Linked DNA regions of Homo sapiens: region 2 is linked to region 1. The links are chromatin loops, found by intact Hi-C in ENCODE. Cell type or tissue: CD4-positive, alpha-beta T cell. All regions are shown on one strand.

Evidence for each region. Hi-C counts contacts between places; a loop is a spot of excess contacts. Peaks named below come from ENCODE experiments on the same cell type or tissue, not always from the same donor. Only the 100,000 strongest peaks of a DNase experiment are listed, where the experiment ranks them.
Region 2: it touches region 1 in a loop (5-fold over the local background); 5 of 110 quality-filtered maps call a loop at or near these places.

Annotation. Positions count from the first base shown.
Region 1 is chr4:10,400,313-10,408,312 of GRCh38, reverse strand. It overlaps LOC107986260 (a long non-coding RNA gene), which reads right to left and starts at 4,421. Exons shown (of 3, transcript XR_001741594.2): 1 at 3,179-4,421; 2 at 1-131. In CD4-positive, alpha-beta T cell, CTCF peaks have their summits at 4,156 and 4,407 (motif pointing right); a DNase peak (open chromatin) is centred at 4,362.
Region 2 is chr4:9,699,377-9,707,376 of GRCh38, reverse strand. It overlaps the pseudogene FAM86MP and the pseudogene ALG1L3P. Among named protein-coding and RNA genes, the nearest start is that of DRD5, 78 kb to the left of the region's middle. RefSeq lists an enhancer at 3,863-3,922. In CD4-positive, alpha-beta T cell, CTCF peaks have their summits at 3,532 and 3,733 (motif pointing left); a DNase peak (open chromatin) is centred at 3,746.

The DNA of each region.
Region 1 (8,000 bases):
TGAAATTCTGTAGGGATTTCTTCTGCCCACTGGTGCACATATACCTTAAGGCTTCCACCATTCTTCACTGTTTTCTCCTTTTTACCTCATATCTTCATGATATCATCAATATAATGGATCAGCATAATAGTCTGTGTCATATCCAGATGATAGAACAGCCATTAAAGTATATTGCTGGAAAAAGCATTAGAGTACAATTTCCTGGGACAAGACCCCGATTGTGTACCACTGTCTATCCCAGGCAGATGCAAAAGCTTTTGATCCTCCCTTCTGATGGGATTGAAAAGAACGCATTCACCAAATCAATGACCACATACTAGGTAGCAAAAGCTATGTCATAATTATCTGATAATTATGAAACCACAATAGTTATAATTAGGCTACCACGTGATGGAGTTGACAGTAGTTATATCAATCGTGAGCCATGTGGTTTTTTTCAGGAGCCAGACTGGCAAATGAAATGGAGATGTAACGGGGAACAGCAACCTTATCTCCTTAAAATCTTTGAGCTCAGCACTCCAATGACACTCCTTGCCATTCCACCCTACATAATATATTGATGTATATTTACTGTCTTGGCCTGGAGGTTGGGTAACTTCAGAGGGTTCCACGTAGCTGTTCTGATTACATAGGTGTACTCCACAGTTCAAGGACTTAGTGTGAGTGTTCTGCCAGTTACTAGGTATATCCATCCTGATCAATGCACTCAGGGATCAGGAAAATCAACACAGGTGAGTCCATGAACACACTGACGCCCTGTGAAATGGATTTAGGCCAGGACTCTGTTTGCCACCTGGCCTCTATTTACCTCCTCCAATCTAAGAAGGAAGCATGAAGGCATATTAGCCCTCATGGTTTTAGCATCCTCTTAGTCCCTATATCCAACTGCCCTTGAAAGATATGGGTATTTCCCTTCCCCCATTGTACAGATATGTTGATAAAAGGCTGTAAGTTCCTATGAGGAAGGACTGGGAAATTAACTAGTGAATATACTTGATGTCCTATTGCAGGGTCTTTCCTCAAGGAGATTCAGGCTTCTGTTGAATCAATGGCTCTGTTCTGGAAATTAAGAATCATGGTTTTTCACTGGGAAGGCTGATGTCAGTCTGAGTATTAGTGAATCTATTAGTACTTTTTGTTGGCTGTCCATTGACCTTGCCCCTAACAACTTGGCGGTGTGTTAACTATCACTATAGATTCCTACAGGTGAGGCCTCCTGGTTGTGATTCTGTCCTTGTTGCCTATTTCTACATGTGTCCACCTTGCCTCTGACAGTTTAAGCTGCCACCAGGCCCTCCTACTCCTAAAACCTATCCTTCTTCTTAACACTAAGCTGCCTGGTGCTAGAACAGCCTCCTGGACTGTCTGTCAATCTTGGCCACGGGGCATATCTGAGTTCCCTAGAAAATTACTTAACTATGTGCTTCTCAAAGTGAGAATAAATCAAGTAAGAATAGAACAAAGGCAGGATGAGGGAAATCCCTAGGTGTGGTGAAGGGTCGAAGCCCTGGAAGACATCTGTAATGCGCTCATCCCCATGCTTGCATCAGGGAGGGCAAGCCACTTTTCCCAATCCTTAGCATATCTTGAACTAAACTCACTTAAGTCCTATTTTCTACCACCACATTGGACTGACACTCTCTGAAAAGCTTGGAATTTTCCCCACAACCGACTTTAATTCTGAACTCTCTCAAGCAATTTAGACATTCTGGCCTGAACTGTCAGCTGTCACCTCTTGAGCCTCATTGTTTGAGAAGCAAGGCACATGGCTGTGCTCAGTAAGAAATGCATCTGGCAATTTTGCAACATACCACACCTACTGGATGTAGTCAAGGTAGGGCTGGCTGCAAGATAAACACAGGATGTTCAGTTAAATCTGAATTTCAGATCAACTACTTTTTCTAGTATGTTCTAAATAAGTACATTCTAAATATTGCATGGGACATGGTCTATCAAAGGAAAACTCCATTCTTTATCTGAAGTTCAGACTTACCTGAGCATCTACTTTTTTTTTTTTTTTTTTTTTTTTTTTTTTTTTTTTTTGGAGATGGAGTCTTACTCTGTTGCCCAGGCTGGAGTGCAGTGGCGCAATCTCTGCTCACTGCAACCTCTGCCTCCTGGGTTCAAGCGATTCTCCTGCCTCAGCCTCATGAGTAACTGGGATTACAGGCACACACCACCACGCCTGGCTAATTTTTGTATTTTTAGTAGAGACGGAGTTTCACCATGTTGGTCAGGCTGGTTTCAAACTCCTGACCTCGTGATCCACCCACCTTGGCCTCCCAAAGTTCTGGGATTATAGGCATGAGCCACCACGCCCAGCCGAGCATCTGTATTTTTATTTGCTAACTCTAGAAACCCAAACTGGGAGTGGCTTCAGTACACACAGTTTTGAGGCAACATTGAAGCAAACAAATAACATTGAAGCAAACGGTTTTGTCAGAGGCATTTAAACCAGAGCAACTCCATCTTAAATAGGAGCTGGGTAAAATAAGGCTGAGACCTACTGGCTGCATTCCAGATGGATAAGGTTGAGGCATTCTAAGTCACGGGATAAGATAGGAGGTTGTCACAAGATACAGGTCATAAAGACCTCGCTGATAGAACAGCTTGCAGTAAAGAAGCCGGCCAAAACCCGCCAAAACCCGCCAAAACCCACCAAAACCAAAATGGCAACAAGAGTGACCTCTGCTCATCCCTAGGTGTGGTGAAGGGTCGAAGCCCTGGAAGACATCTGTAATGCGCTCACCCCCATGCTTGCATCAGGGAGGGCAAGCCACTTTTCCCAATCCTTAGCATATCTTGAACTAAACTCACTTAAGTCCTATTTTCTACCACCACATTGGACTGACACTCTCTGAAAAGCTTGGAATTTTCTGCTCATCCTCACTGCTACACTGTGTGTTGCCAGATTCTGTACAAATTTGGTATACAGCTTAACAAGCAAAGAACTGTAATAATACAGTTATAGCTCCTCACCCCCGCCATCCCCAAAAGAAGATAGGTTTGGTTTTCTATGGTTCATATAACCCCTAAGCAGTGGAAATGTGGGACGAGATCCCATGCATTTACATTCTAGTCATGTTAGGGTTCCCGAGAGAAACAGGACCAATAGAATATAGATAGATGGATGCTAGATATATGAATACATATACAGAAAGATGAGAGATTGACTCACAATTGTAGAGACCAAGAAGTCCCATGATCTGCCATCTGCAGCCTGGAGCCCTAGGAAAGCCAGTGGTGATTCAGCCTGGGTTCAAAAGCCTAAGAACCAAAGGAGCCACTAAGCAAAGAAGGTGGATATCCCAGTACAAGAAGAGAGCAAATTTGCTTTTCTTCTTTTTGTTCTATTCAAGCTCTCACGAAATTCGATAATGCCAACCCACATTGGTGAGGATGATCTTTATTCAGTCTGCTGGTTCAAATGCTAATCTCTTCCAGAAAGATCTTACAAGTAACATCCAACTGGCCACCTGGGCATCTCTTAGCCGTAGCAATTAACCATCACGCTAGTTCTGTCATTCATTGGCCACATGACCTTGAATACACTTAGCCCCTCTCTGTGCCTGTTTCCTCATCTATAAAATGAGAATACTAAAAGTTCCCACCTCATGGAGTTGATATAAAAATTAAATGAGTTAACACATGTAACACACAGAGCCACACCTGGTGCATAAAGTCTCATTGAAAGGTAGTTGTTACTGTTGTTGATCTGTGTTTACACTCTGCTGAAGTTGAAAAATCTCATCACCTGACTCCTTTCACTTCCTTGCTTCAAATCTATTTGGGAGAATGGGGCTAATGTGGAGTTTATTCCAAAGGTGCTAGTGAATTTTTAATCAACTTCCTTTATTTCTTCCCAGTCTGAGTTTCAAAAGCAGCAGCTAATATTTGTTAAGTACTAACAGGTACTGTCCTAAAAACAAGACATAGCTCATTTCACTAAATCTCCCAACAATCTAAGAGGTTTCCACCATTATTATCCCAATGTTATACATGCCGGGACTTCGCCTCGGCACCCAGCTAGGAAGTGGGCATGCTCAGGGTTGCCTCCAGGCCAGTGTTTCCCCCAGGGCTGCTAACTATGATCCTACTATTAGTTCTCCTCATACCATCCCTTCTTTTCACCATGAGGCTTATTCAAATCCCACCTGACCTGTAAAGTTGAGCTCTACCCTTTCATATAAGTCAGAGTGGCCTCTGCAAGGCTATTTTGACCTTTTTGTTTTTATATTCTGCGTCTTTTCACTTGGAAAGTGAGGTCAAAGGGACAAGAAATAAAGCAAGCAAACTTTTGTTATTTTGAAGGAAACACCTTCCTCCTGGAAATCTAATACCTCCTATTTCCCAGATCTGTGCAGCAGATGGCAGTGTTCAATTAGTCAAAATAAAGTTCTAGCCTATGGACTTGCTGTTTAGTTCTAAATTGCTCCATGACCCCTCAGTGCTTCCTGGTGGTACTTTATAAACTGTCAGCTATTTTAAATAGTATCACTGTATTATCAAAGTCACCCAGAGTGCCAGGGGAGATGTGAATTAACTTCACAGTAGTGACAGGAAACTCAAAGTCGAGTGCAATATTGAAAGTCGCAGAAGCAGTAAGTGGCTGACCCAGAACCCAGGTCTTCTGGGTTCAGTGTTAGCACATCACACCTCTGTGAATTAAAGGAGTTTTAAAGATGATGGGGATGTTTATTTCAATCTTCCTCCTACATGAGAAACTCTTGTCCACTGGGCCACGCCCCTGTCCAGCCTTCCGCCCTACCTCCCATTATATGTTCTATGTTGCTATACTATCTCAAAACAACTATTCTAAAGCTAGTTTAATGACATTAGGTGTATTCAAGCAGAAAATATAAAGGAGGGAGAAATTAAGTCCTGTGATATCAGTCTCTCTAGGCATTAACCCAACAGGGTTATTTTTTGAGAGCTTTTATGAAATCAATTCTATTTATCTATTGGTAATTTACCAATATCCTTTTGCACTTTTAAGTGGTTGCTCTAGGAGTGACACTATCTGTGCTTAACTTTTTACAATCTACTTAGAGTTGATATTTAGGCCCATTACAAAATATGTAGAAATCTTGTAAATATGTATTCATTTATCTACCACTATCTTTTTTGATATATTTATTATGTGTATAATATCAATATACATTATAAACCTCATAGGACAATAATAATTTTTGCTTTAAAGAGTATTGTGTATCTTAAAGGAAGAGGAAAAGGTCTTTACCATTTAGTTGTCAATTAAGAATAACAATCTAATTACCCATATACTTACCATTTCCAATGATGCCATTCCTTCCTGAAGATTCAAGTTTTCCTCTGGTATTCTTTCCCTTCAACCTGAAGAAACTACGCTGGCATTTCTTATAGTATGGGGATGCTGACAACAAATTCTCAGTTCTCTTTTATCTGGTAATGTCCTTATTTCATCTGGAAGGACAATTTTGCTAGATATGGAATTCTGGATTGACAGTTGTTTTTTCAACACTTTAAAACACTGTTTACTTCTCTTTTGGCCCCCATAGTTTCTGATTAGAAGTTGGTAGTAGTTTTAATTATTGCTCCCTATATATTGCATGTTTTTCTCTGTATGATTACATCTATCCTTGGCGTTCCCCAGTCTAAGATGTGCCTTGCCATGATTTTCATGTGTTTATCCTATTTAGGGTTTGCTGAGCTTCTTAGATCTGTACAGTTATATCTTTCCCTAAATTTGAAAATGTTTCTGTTGTCATTTCTTCAAATATTTTTACCTGCAATTCTCTGTTCTTTCTCTTTAGAATTCCTGTTACCTAGATATTAGCTTTTTCAATATTGTTCCACAAGTTCCCGAGGCTCTTCATTTTTCCAATATTTTTCCCTGTTCTTCAGGTTCGATAAATTCTATCATTCTATCCTAGAAGCTATCAACTCCTATTGCTTACAGGAGTTTTCTTTTTCTCTGGAAGCTTTACCAGGTCTTCAATTCTATGGAAAAGTCTTGACCCCTTGACCCATCATGGGCCCAGGCCATTATGCTGCTGTCAGGAGCTATTTCCAAAGACCTCATTGACTCATATCAGGAGAAAACCAAACCAAGTACCAAATTAATACATAGCAGAAGCTATTCACAAACTTAAAGATGACCTACAAGTTCATTCTCAAGGAGATCACAGTCATGACTGCAGCAGTTTCCCAATTACAGAGCCTCTCAAGTGCCTTATTTCCACTGGGCAGTGAAAAAGAAAACCTTGAGTTCACATAATCTAGTATACTTGCCACCTCTTCATTTAAATGGTCTCTTTACTTAGCTCAGTTGCTGCTTTGATAACTCAGTGAATTCTCACTCTTACAGAGTTTGACCTCTTCAAGTTCTCCAAAAGAGAATCTGAAGACTCCAATGAAATGTCCATAAGATCCTGGTGATGGGGATGGGAGACACAAGATCTTTGCACCCTCCATGGTCTTGCTCTGGATTCTCCCTTTACAACAGACTAGTAGGACTGGGCTGCTCTCTGGACTCAGAAGAGTGATTCATCCAGTTTAGATTTTGGGGAGAATATATGGTTCCAGAAATTTTCTGTTTGAAGGCCCCTGTAACTAATGGCATTCCACTTCTCATTGAGCCTCTGTCAGCGCACTTTCTAAGCATTTTAGTGCCCCATTATGGCCAAGCATTCTCTCAAGCTCACCCATTTCCTACCTTTAGCCATCACTTAGCATTATATGAGAAGTAGGTGCATGTGATGTTTCTTCTAGTGTTTATAGCCTATGCTAGAAGTCTTATGGAGGTGAGTCACTTCTAGTGGTCCTCCTTTTAGGTCCCTGATCAATCTGGCCCAGTTATTCTCCACTGCCCTTGAGTCCATGTATATTCTTACTTCAGGCCACTTATGTCTTTAACCAGGTATATCACCCAATTCTCTGCTCCACTGTTTTTCAGGCCACCTCTGAGCAGGGGTCTCAGGGCTGCAGAAGTCTATTTGTAATTGGTACCCACATACCAAGCCAAATTATCCAAAGGGTGAGTTTTTTTTTCCTCTATTAGCTGGTTACAGGGAATCCCTCCCCACCCCAGTCCCCAGAGAGCTGTATGAGCTACTCTATAGACTATTAAAAGGAATTATACTGGAAGGAGAACTCCTGACACTGCCTCATCAGCAAACTGTGGTTGCTAGTCCACATTCTCCAGAGTCAGTATGAAATGTGGCCTATCAAAGTCTTGTGAGCCTGGATGTAAGAGAATCTAAACAAGACCCCTAGAGATCATGGCAGGCTACATGGTCATTTCAAGTACCACGATGCCATGTACCATGCTCAGTTTCTACTAGCATGTGGGCCTAGAGCAACTCATGCATTGGCATAAAAGGCAAGCACTGGGGATGGGTTCAGGTACTGTTAGTTTGCATCTGCATGCCTTCAAATAAAACTAAAGCAACAACCAGAACAACAACAACAAAAAAAAAAACCACAGGTGAGGTAGAGCAGATCTGAAGTGGCTAAGTAGTTTCTGGTCCATAGGATTACCAAAGTTAGAACTCAGGGATTGGGTTAAATAACATTAAATAAGGCTGAGAGAAATAGTGAGCTAGAAGATGGAGCTGAAGAAATTGCAGTGTAAAGACAGATCAAAACAGGAGAGAGACTTTGGGAAACATGGAAGACTGAGTAAGAGTGTCTTTAAATGTCTATTTGGAGTTAAACAGCTTAAAACACAGGGCAAAGGCAATACTATTTGAGACTGAAGAGATAATTACCAAAAATTCTCAAAACTAAAAAAAAAACAAAACACCAATCCAGACTTGTGAAGCTTAACCAAATCCCAAGCCAAATAATAAAATAGAAGTTAGCGGGCTGGGCGCAGTGGCTCATGCCTGCAATCCCAGCACTTTGGGAGGCCAAGGTGGGTGGATCATGAGGTCAGGAGTTCGAGACCAGCCTGACCAACGTGGTGAAACCCCATCTCTACTAAAAATACAAAAATCAGCTGGGCATGGTGGTGTGCACCT
Region 2 (8,000 bases), 700 kb after region 1:
CCTGCAGGAGGGCTGGGCCTGGGGTTGGGGCCACTGTTGCCCAGGTGTGGGAGGGCAGTGGCTTTGGGAGGTACAAGGATGATGTGTCAAACAGCGTCGCCTCTCCCAGTGAGATGGTTCTCCTTTGCCTCCGTCTCTTTCCCCATTGATTCCTCCAAGTGGGGAGTCGTGTCTTGGTCCTGATGCGTCTCTAGAGCTGCATCTTCCGGCTTTGAGTGAGCAGAGCAGTTGGAGGCTGAGGGCCTTTTCCTGGCAGGACTCTCCAGCTAGTCTTTGTTTTAGACAGTCTCGCTGCATTGCCTAGGCTGGAGTGCACGATCTCAGTTCATGCAACCTCTGCCTCCTGGGTTCAAGTGATTCTCCCACCTCAGCCTCCTGAGTAGATTACAGGATTACAGGAGCCCACCACAACACCTGGCTTATTTTTGTATTTTTAGTAGAAACAGGGTTTCACCGTGTTGGCCAGGCTGGTCTTGAACTCCTGACCTTAAGTGATCCTCCTGCCTTGGCCTCCCTAAGTGCTGGGATTCCAGGCATGACCCATCATGCCTGGCCCCAGCTAGTCTTTAGAAATGTTAAGCTATATGGCTTTATTTTCACAGTGACAGCTGGTTTGTGGTGGGTGTGCTGTGGTTTATTATTATTATTAGTATTAGTATTAGTATTAGTATTATTAGTATTTTGAGATGGAGTTTCACTCTTGTAGCCCAGGCTGGAGTGCAATGGCATGATCTTGTCTCACTGCAACCTCTGCCTTCCCAGGTTCAAGCGATTCTCCTGCCTCAGCCTCCTGAGTAGCTGGGATTGGAGGCACCTGCCACGACGCTTCGCTAATTTTGTATTTTTTTAGTAGAGATGGGGTTTCACCATATTGGCCAGGCTGGTCTTGAACTCCTGACCTCAGGTGATCCACCCGCCTTGGCCTCCCAAAATGCTGGGATTACAGGTGGGAGGTGAACTTGGGAGGTGGAGGTTGCAGTGAGCTGAGATTGTGCCACTGCACTCCAGCCTGGGTGACAGAGTGAGACTCTGTCTCAAAACAAGACAAAACAAAACAACAACAACAAAACCAAATTGTGGTTATGTAGAAAAAGTGTCAACTTATGTTTTCAGATGTCCCAGCCAGGCCGTGTGGCTGCTTGGCCAGCTTAAGCCACTTGTGCTTGGTGATATTGGGGGCCTTATGAGATTTTCACTCCCCTCCGGGGATGTTCCCTCACTGTGCTGGGAGGATTTGTGTTCCCAAGGCAGAGACCAGCGCTCTGACCGCACCCCTCTTGCCTAGCATGGTCGGTGGACCTGGGTGTCTGTCTGCACATGTCCTCCAGTGGCCTGGACCTGCCCATGAAGGTGGTGGACATGTTCGGGTGCTGTTTGCCTGTGTGTGCCATGAACTTCAAGTGGTAGGAGCAGAACCCGAATCTTTCTGGGGATAGCTTCACAAATCCACCGCTGAGGGGGAAGCAGTGCAGAGCGAGATGCCCACAGTGAGGCCCTGTCCCTCGGTCAGTCCAGCACACACTGGAGGCCAGGAGGAGGAGCCCTGCATTTGCTGTGGCTGGGCTGAGCCTCATTGAAGTAGTTGCTTCCATTTAGAGCTCATGTTATATTTAGGTTGGTGCAAAAGTAATCACGGTTTTTGCCATTAAAAATGACAATTACTTTTGCACCAACCTAATATGAAAAAAAAAGCATCTTAAATACTAGAACTCCACTCGGGGCTTTTGCTCCTGGAGTAGAATTGGCGGGAATTGCCTGCAGGCTTACATGGTTTTCTTTGTTGTTTTCTCTCCCACCATGTCCCTTTTGGCCAAGCTTACGTGGTGGGTTTGAATCAGTTGAATGAGTGTCATGCTGTGGCCTCACTCCACCCAGCATAGACGGGTGTTTGGAAGGGTGGCACTAGAGGAGATTCTAGAAGCAGTAGCCTCAGCACAAGTTGAGCCCTTGGCCCCTGCTCAGGAGCCGGCCCCTGGATGGGATTCAGGGATGTGAGCCCCTCGTGTGATCTGAGCTCAGGGAATGTCAGGATCAAACCTGGTGCCCTAGAAAAGTCATCTTTTATGTGCTGAGCCAGTCTCCAGGGGGTTGCCTTTACTTATTCCATGGCCATGGAATTAAGAAAAACATGCAAAAATAATTCTTCAGTCCTTGAAGAGCATGCAGCACAGAAGGTACAAACCCTCCTTAAGGCTCCCTCCTCAAATCGCTTTGGCCATTTTGATGTGCACCAGCGCCCCCCCCAGGCCTTTGTACCCTCAGATGCCAAGTCTAAGAACCAGCTCCTGGAAACCACACCCCCCTGTTCCAACCCCCAGCCTGGCTTGAGCGTGGGGTGGGTGGGAGCCCTGGTGGGCACCACAGCGGTCTGGTATCTTCTCCAGGCAGCTCTCAGGCTCCCTTGGTTCTCTCTGCAGTTTACATGAGCTGGTGAAACATGAAGAAAACGGCCTGGTCCTTGAGGACTCAGAGGAACTGGCAGCTCAGCTGCAGGTAGCCACGTCTGCCACCACGCCCGGGTGGGCAGGGTTCTGGAGACTGGCACCGAGCCACGCTCCCTGATCCCTGCTTCTCACAGCCAGGGTGGGACCATGTGGGGTCTGGTGGAAAAGCTAGGGAGGGAGCAGAGGTCACAGATGCTGGCCCTCTCTGCTGCCCAGTTTTGGTACAGTAGGCTCGGGAAAGTTAGGACACACCCCCTCCTGCCCTCTGGATTTATGGAGCTGACACTCCACAAATGATGCTGGAGCCGGGTGGGTCGGGCTGCAGTTTAGGAAGTGATCAGGATCAGGTAGGTGTGTAGGTAAAGGGAGCTTCTGGGACCAGCCTTGAAAGATGGGCGGAATTCTGCAAAGGTTACTTGTTTCTTATTGCTAAAAGTAATACATCATTCTTGCCAACAGAGTGACTGGGAGGATTTTCAGTAAAGGTCCAGGTCGGAAGTCATTTAGACTGGGTGCCCCAGTCTCTGTCACAACCATGGTACTCTGTTGTGGTGTGAAAGTAGCCACAGATCGTCTGTAGATTAAGGGGTGTGGTTTTGTTCCAATAAAACTTTATTTAGAAACACAGGCTGTGGGCTGGATTTGGCCTGCAGGCTGTAGTTTGTGATCCTTGATTCAGACAGTTTAGCAAGGCTGAAAAGAACACCGACAGCCACTCATTACCCACAGATGGGTGGGACTGTGTTGGCCAGAGGCCGAGAGGAGGGTGCTCACAGGGGAACGTACAGCATGTAGAGGCCGGAAGGTGCTCCAGGGCACCAAGTGTGGGAAAGTGGGACATACAGGTAAGTTTCCAGGGGAAGTTTCCGGAAAGCATAATGTCAAGTTGGAGGCGGAGCACTGCTGGGGCGTGAAGGGTCTTGAGTTCAAGTGAGGGAGTTAGGGGCTTGGGAGGGGTTGTTATTGGGTCGGGGACCTGGGGTCATCCAGGTGGTGACCTGGGATGGGGTTGGGACAGGCAATGAGGTAAGCTCTGCTCTTTATTTTTTTGCAGATGCTTTTCTCAAACTTTCCTGACCCTGAGGGCAAGCTAAACCAGTTCCGGAAGAACCTGCGGGAGTCGCAGAAGCTCCGATGGGATGAGAGCTGGGTGCAGACTGTGCTCCCTTTGGTTATGGACACAGAACTCCTGGGCCAGAGGCTAAAACCCCAGGGCCCCTGCTGTCCTTCCCGCAGCTTCTTCTCGGAGTCTCAGGGCAAATCCTTTCGAGTAGCGCCTCCCAGTGGCCAGAAGCTGATATGACGGCAGTGGTGCCGCCTGGTGAATGAATTGGTTCTGTGACCGGGGAAGCTGTGGTTGGCCCTGATTTCTTCTCTGGAGGCTCAGAAACGCTTCCTGTCTTCTTCTGTTCTTCACGCCCCATGCTCCTGCTAGAGTATTACTGTTCTGTGACTTCCCTGTGACCTCTGCAGTACTCCTTAGCCTGCGTTTGGTCTCCAGGTGCCACCTTTCTGCCGTGTTCCTAACATGTTGATTCCTGTCTTGAAAAAAGCACCTGCTGCACCATAAGCCCAGGGATGTGACAGCTGCAGCGGGCTTGGCTTTGTGAGGAACCGAGTGTGTCCACGTTGGGGGAACATCATACTTGATACACACGTTTTTATTTGCACAAAGAAATTGCTATTTTCGGAGCCAGAATTTTCATGTCTGATTTATGGTGATTTTCTTAAGAACCAGAACTGCTGGCAGAAAGGGGGCACCCACACGCTTAGATAGCCGATGTCTTATTAGAGGGCACTTTGTGGTTCCTGATTTGGAAATTAACACTCTCCAAACATTCCAGTCCAATGAAAGTTTTATCCGCTTTCCCATATAAAAATTCTTCCCACGAGAGTGACTTGATTCTCACGATCCTGTTGGAGTCGTGTGTGAGTCCTACAGTGTGAGGTTCAGCATTGCCATCTCCAAGTGCTCTCCTTAGGGAAACAGTTTCTGGTCATGATGAGCTTCCGCTTCCCATGTGATCCTGGCCCGGCCTGGAAACAGAACACGTGTTTGAGGATGGCGGTGTTTGGGGACAGGACATGAGCATTTTGTGTGGGGCTGCTAGGACAGGCCTGGCGGGGTGGGGGGTGTCCAAGTCAGTTTACTTGGTTCACAGGTTCCCAGGCCCACCCAGGTGCCTAGAATTGGCCTCCAGGATGGGACAAGAAATCTGGTTTTGCATAGAAATGGCTAGCAGCAGGCACCGTGCTGCTGTCCACTCTCTGCCTGCGTCCATCCTAGCACTTGGCACAGCGGGACAGAAGCAGAGATCTGAACCCACATCTACCTGGCTGCTCAGTCAACCCACTCTTCACAAAGCTTAGAAAGCCGCCGGGTACAGTGGCTTACGCCTGTAATCCCAACACTTTGGGAGGCCGAGGCGGGCGGATCACTTGAGGTCAGGAGTTCGAGACCAGCCTGGCCAACATGGTGAAACCCCATCTCTACAAAAATACAAAAATTAGCCAGGCATCATGGTGGGTGCCTGTAATCCCAGCTACTTGGGAGGCTGTGGTGGGAGAATTGCTTGAACCCAGGAGGCGGAGGTTGCAGTGAGCTGAGATTGTGCCACTGCACTCAACCGTGAGTGACAGAGTGAGACTCCATCTCAAAACAAACAAACAAACAAACAAAAAAAAAACCGCACACACCACACACACACACACACAAAGCTTAGAAGGGGCTGGTGTTCTCAGAAGCACAGATGTCTGAAGAGCCGTTAGCCAGAATGATTCTTTTTTTTTTTTTTTTGAGATACGATCTTGTTCTGTCACCCAGGCTGGAGTGCAGTGGCACAGTCATTGCTCACCACAGCCTCGACTCCTGGGCTCTAGCAATCCTCCCACTTCCTGAGTAGCTGGCATGACAGGTGCATGCCACCATGCCAGTAATTTTTTTGTTTTGTAGAGATGGGGTCCTGAACGCATGGCCTCAAGTGATGCTCCTGCCTCAGCCTCTTTTATTATTTTTTTTTAGACGGAGTTTTACTCTGTGCCCCAGGCTGGAGTGCAGTGGCGAAATCTCAGCTCACTGCAACGCCTCCCAGGTTCAAGTGATTCTCCTTCCTCAGCCTCCCGGGTAGCTGGGATTATAGGCGTGCACCACCATGCCTGGCTAATTTTTGTGTTTTTAGTAGAGATGGGGTTTCACCGTGTTGGCCAGGCTGGTCTTGAACTCTTGACCTCAAGTGATCCACTCACCTCAGCCTCCCAAAGCCTCAGCCTCTTACAGTGTTGGGATTACAGGTGTGAGACACTGTGACCTCGGATGATTTTCAATCACAGTTTTTTGTTACAAGTGGAAAATGCGTATTTTTAAAAATGAAGTAGAACAGACATGAACGTGTAGAAGTCTCTATAATCCTGCCAATGGCACCTGTTCACGTGTATATCAGGGATATACAATATTTTGGCCTCCATGGGCCACGTTGAAAGAAGAAGAATCGCCTTAGGCCACACATAAAATACACTAATGCTAGCGATAGCTGGTGAGCTAAAAGAAAAAAAATCACACAAACTCCTCATACTGTTCTAAGAAAGTTTACAGATTTGTGTTGGGCCGCAGGTTGGACAAGCCTGCTGTATATATATTCTAGGTTTTCCCCTATAGGTATACTTATGTGAAAATGATGATTGTGATAATTTTTTTTTGAGATGAAGTCTTGCTATGTTGCTCAAGGTGGCCACAAACTCCTGGGCTTAAGCCATCCTCCTGTCTCAGCCTCCTGAGTAGTTGGGAATATAGGTACTCAAAACCATGTGTGGGTGATTATTATTAGTTTTTAAACAAAAATGGGTCGGGGCGCAGTAGCTCACACCTGTAATCCTAACACTTTGGGAGGCTGAGGCAGCAGATCACTTGAGGTCAGGAGTTCAAGACCAGCCTGGCCAACATGGCGAAACCTCAACTCTACAAAAAATACAAAAATTAGCCAGGCGTGGTAGCACGCGCCTGTAGTCCCAGCTACCCAGGAGGCTGAGATGGGAGAATAGCTTGAACCTGGGAGTTGCGAGGTTGCAGTGGGCTGAGATGGCACCACTGCACTCCAGCCTGGGCAATGCGAAACCAGACTCTGTCTCAAAAAAAAAAAAAAAAAAAAGGTTGGTAGGGGCTTATGCTATGTGTGCTGTTTGGCACTTTTTTCACTTAAAAGATATTGCAGGTATTTTTTCATGTAAGTATCTGAAGAAAGACTTCCTGTTTTTTTTTTTGTTTTTTTTTGTTGTTTTTTTTTTTTTGCCTTTTTGAGACAGGGTCTTGCTCTGTTGCCTAGGCTGGAGTGCAGTGGTGAGATGAGGGCTCACTGCAGCCTCCACCTCCTGGGCTCAAGCCATCCTCCTACCTCAGCCTCCTGAGTAGCTGGGACTACAGGTGTGCGCAACCACACCTGGCTAGTTTCTGTATGTTTTGTGGAGATGGGGTCCCACTATGTTGCACAGGTTGGTCTTGAACTCCTGGCGTCAAGAAGTCCTCCTGCCTTAGCCTCCTAAAGTGCTGGGATGACAGGCCTGAGCCCCGCGCCCAGCCAGCCTCCTGTGCGACGTTTTGCGGGACTCTGTCGTGGAACCCAGTATGCCTTCGTGTGCTGGCTTGTTTGTTGGCTCTGTAGTTAACGGGCTGCCCCACGTGGGCAGGCATTGGATCATCCGTGTCTCTGTGTGCAGGCAGAGGCTGCTGCAGGTGCATCTGTGCACATGGCTCCCAGGAGGGGCTGTGCTCAGGGGGAGCTGGAGCAGAGGCTGATGGCATTGGGGGGCTTGGGTGTAGTGTGGAGGCATGAGAGCCAGGTGGCCGGGCTGCAGTCTGCGGGAGTTCAGGGGTCGCTTGGCCTCTGTGTGTCCTAGTGTCTTTGTCAGTGAGATGGGACAAAGACAGCACACCCTCACAGGTGCTGGGGGCTGACAAATGTCAGGTCTGAGGACAGTTGCTGGCACACTACGGGGCCAGTTCCCCTTCTTTACAGTCATCCTGCTCGTCTTCCATCGACTGGGTGCTCAGGACAGTGGCATGGTGGATCCGCCTGTATAGCCTGTGCTCCAGCATCCTGCAGGCCACAGCTGTGTCCAGCCCTGAACCCGACTGCCTCTCCTGCCACCTCCATTTTATAGATGAGGAAACCGAGGCCCAAGGGCTTAGGGAACCCTGCTCTGAAGCACACAGTAGGGCTGCTGGGCTCAGACCTTCCCTCCCTGGGCTGAGCTGCCCTCCTGCTGCCGCAAGCCCTCCATGCCCCAAGCCCACCCTGCTCACTGTCCTCTGCCCGAGTTCCCCGCATGGTGTGGGAGTGTGGGGCATCCTAGCTTTTCCCCGGTGCCCAATTCTTTCACTTCCAATGGAGTCCTGCAGGGACAGCTCGGGGACCATGCAGGCGCAGGTGGACATGGAGGCTCACCTAGCTCGGTGGTGAACAGCTGGCACGTCTCTGGGTTGCGGACAGTGAAGGCCACATAGACCTCAGGAGCCCGCTGGTGCTCCCGGCAGGCAGCCAGCCTCCACAGGACCCTGACCAG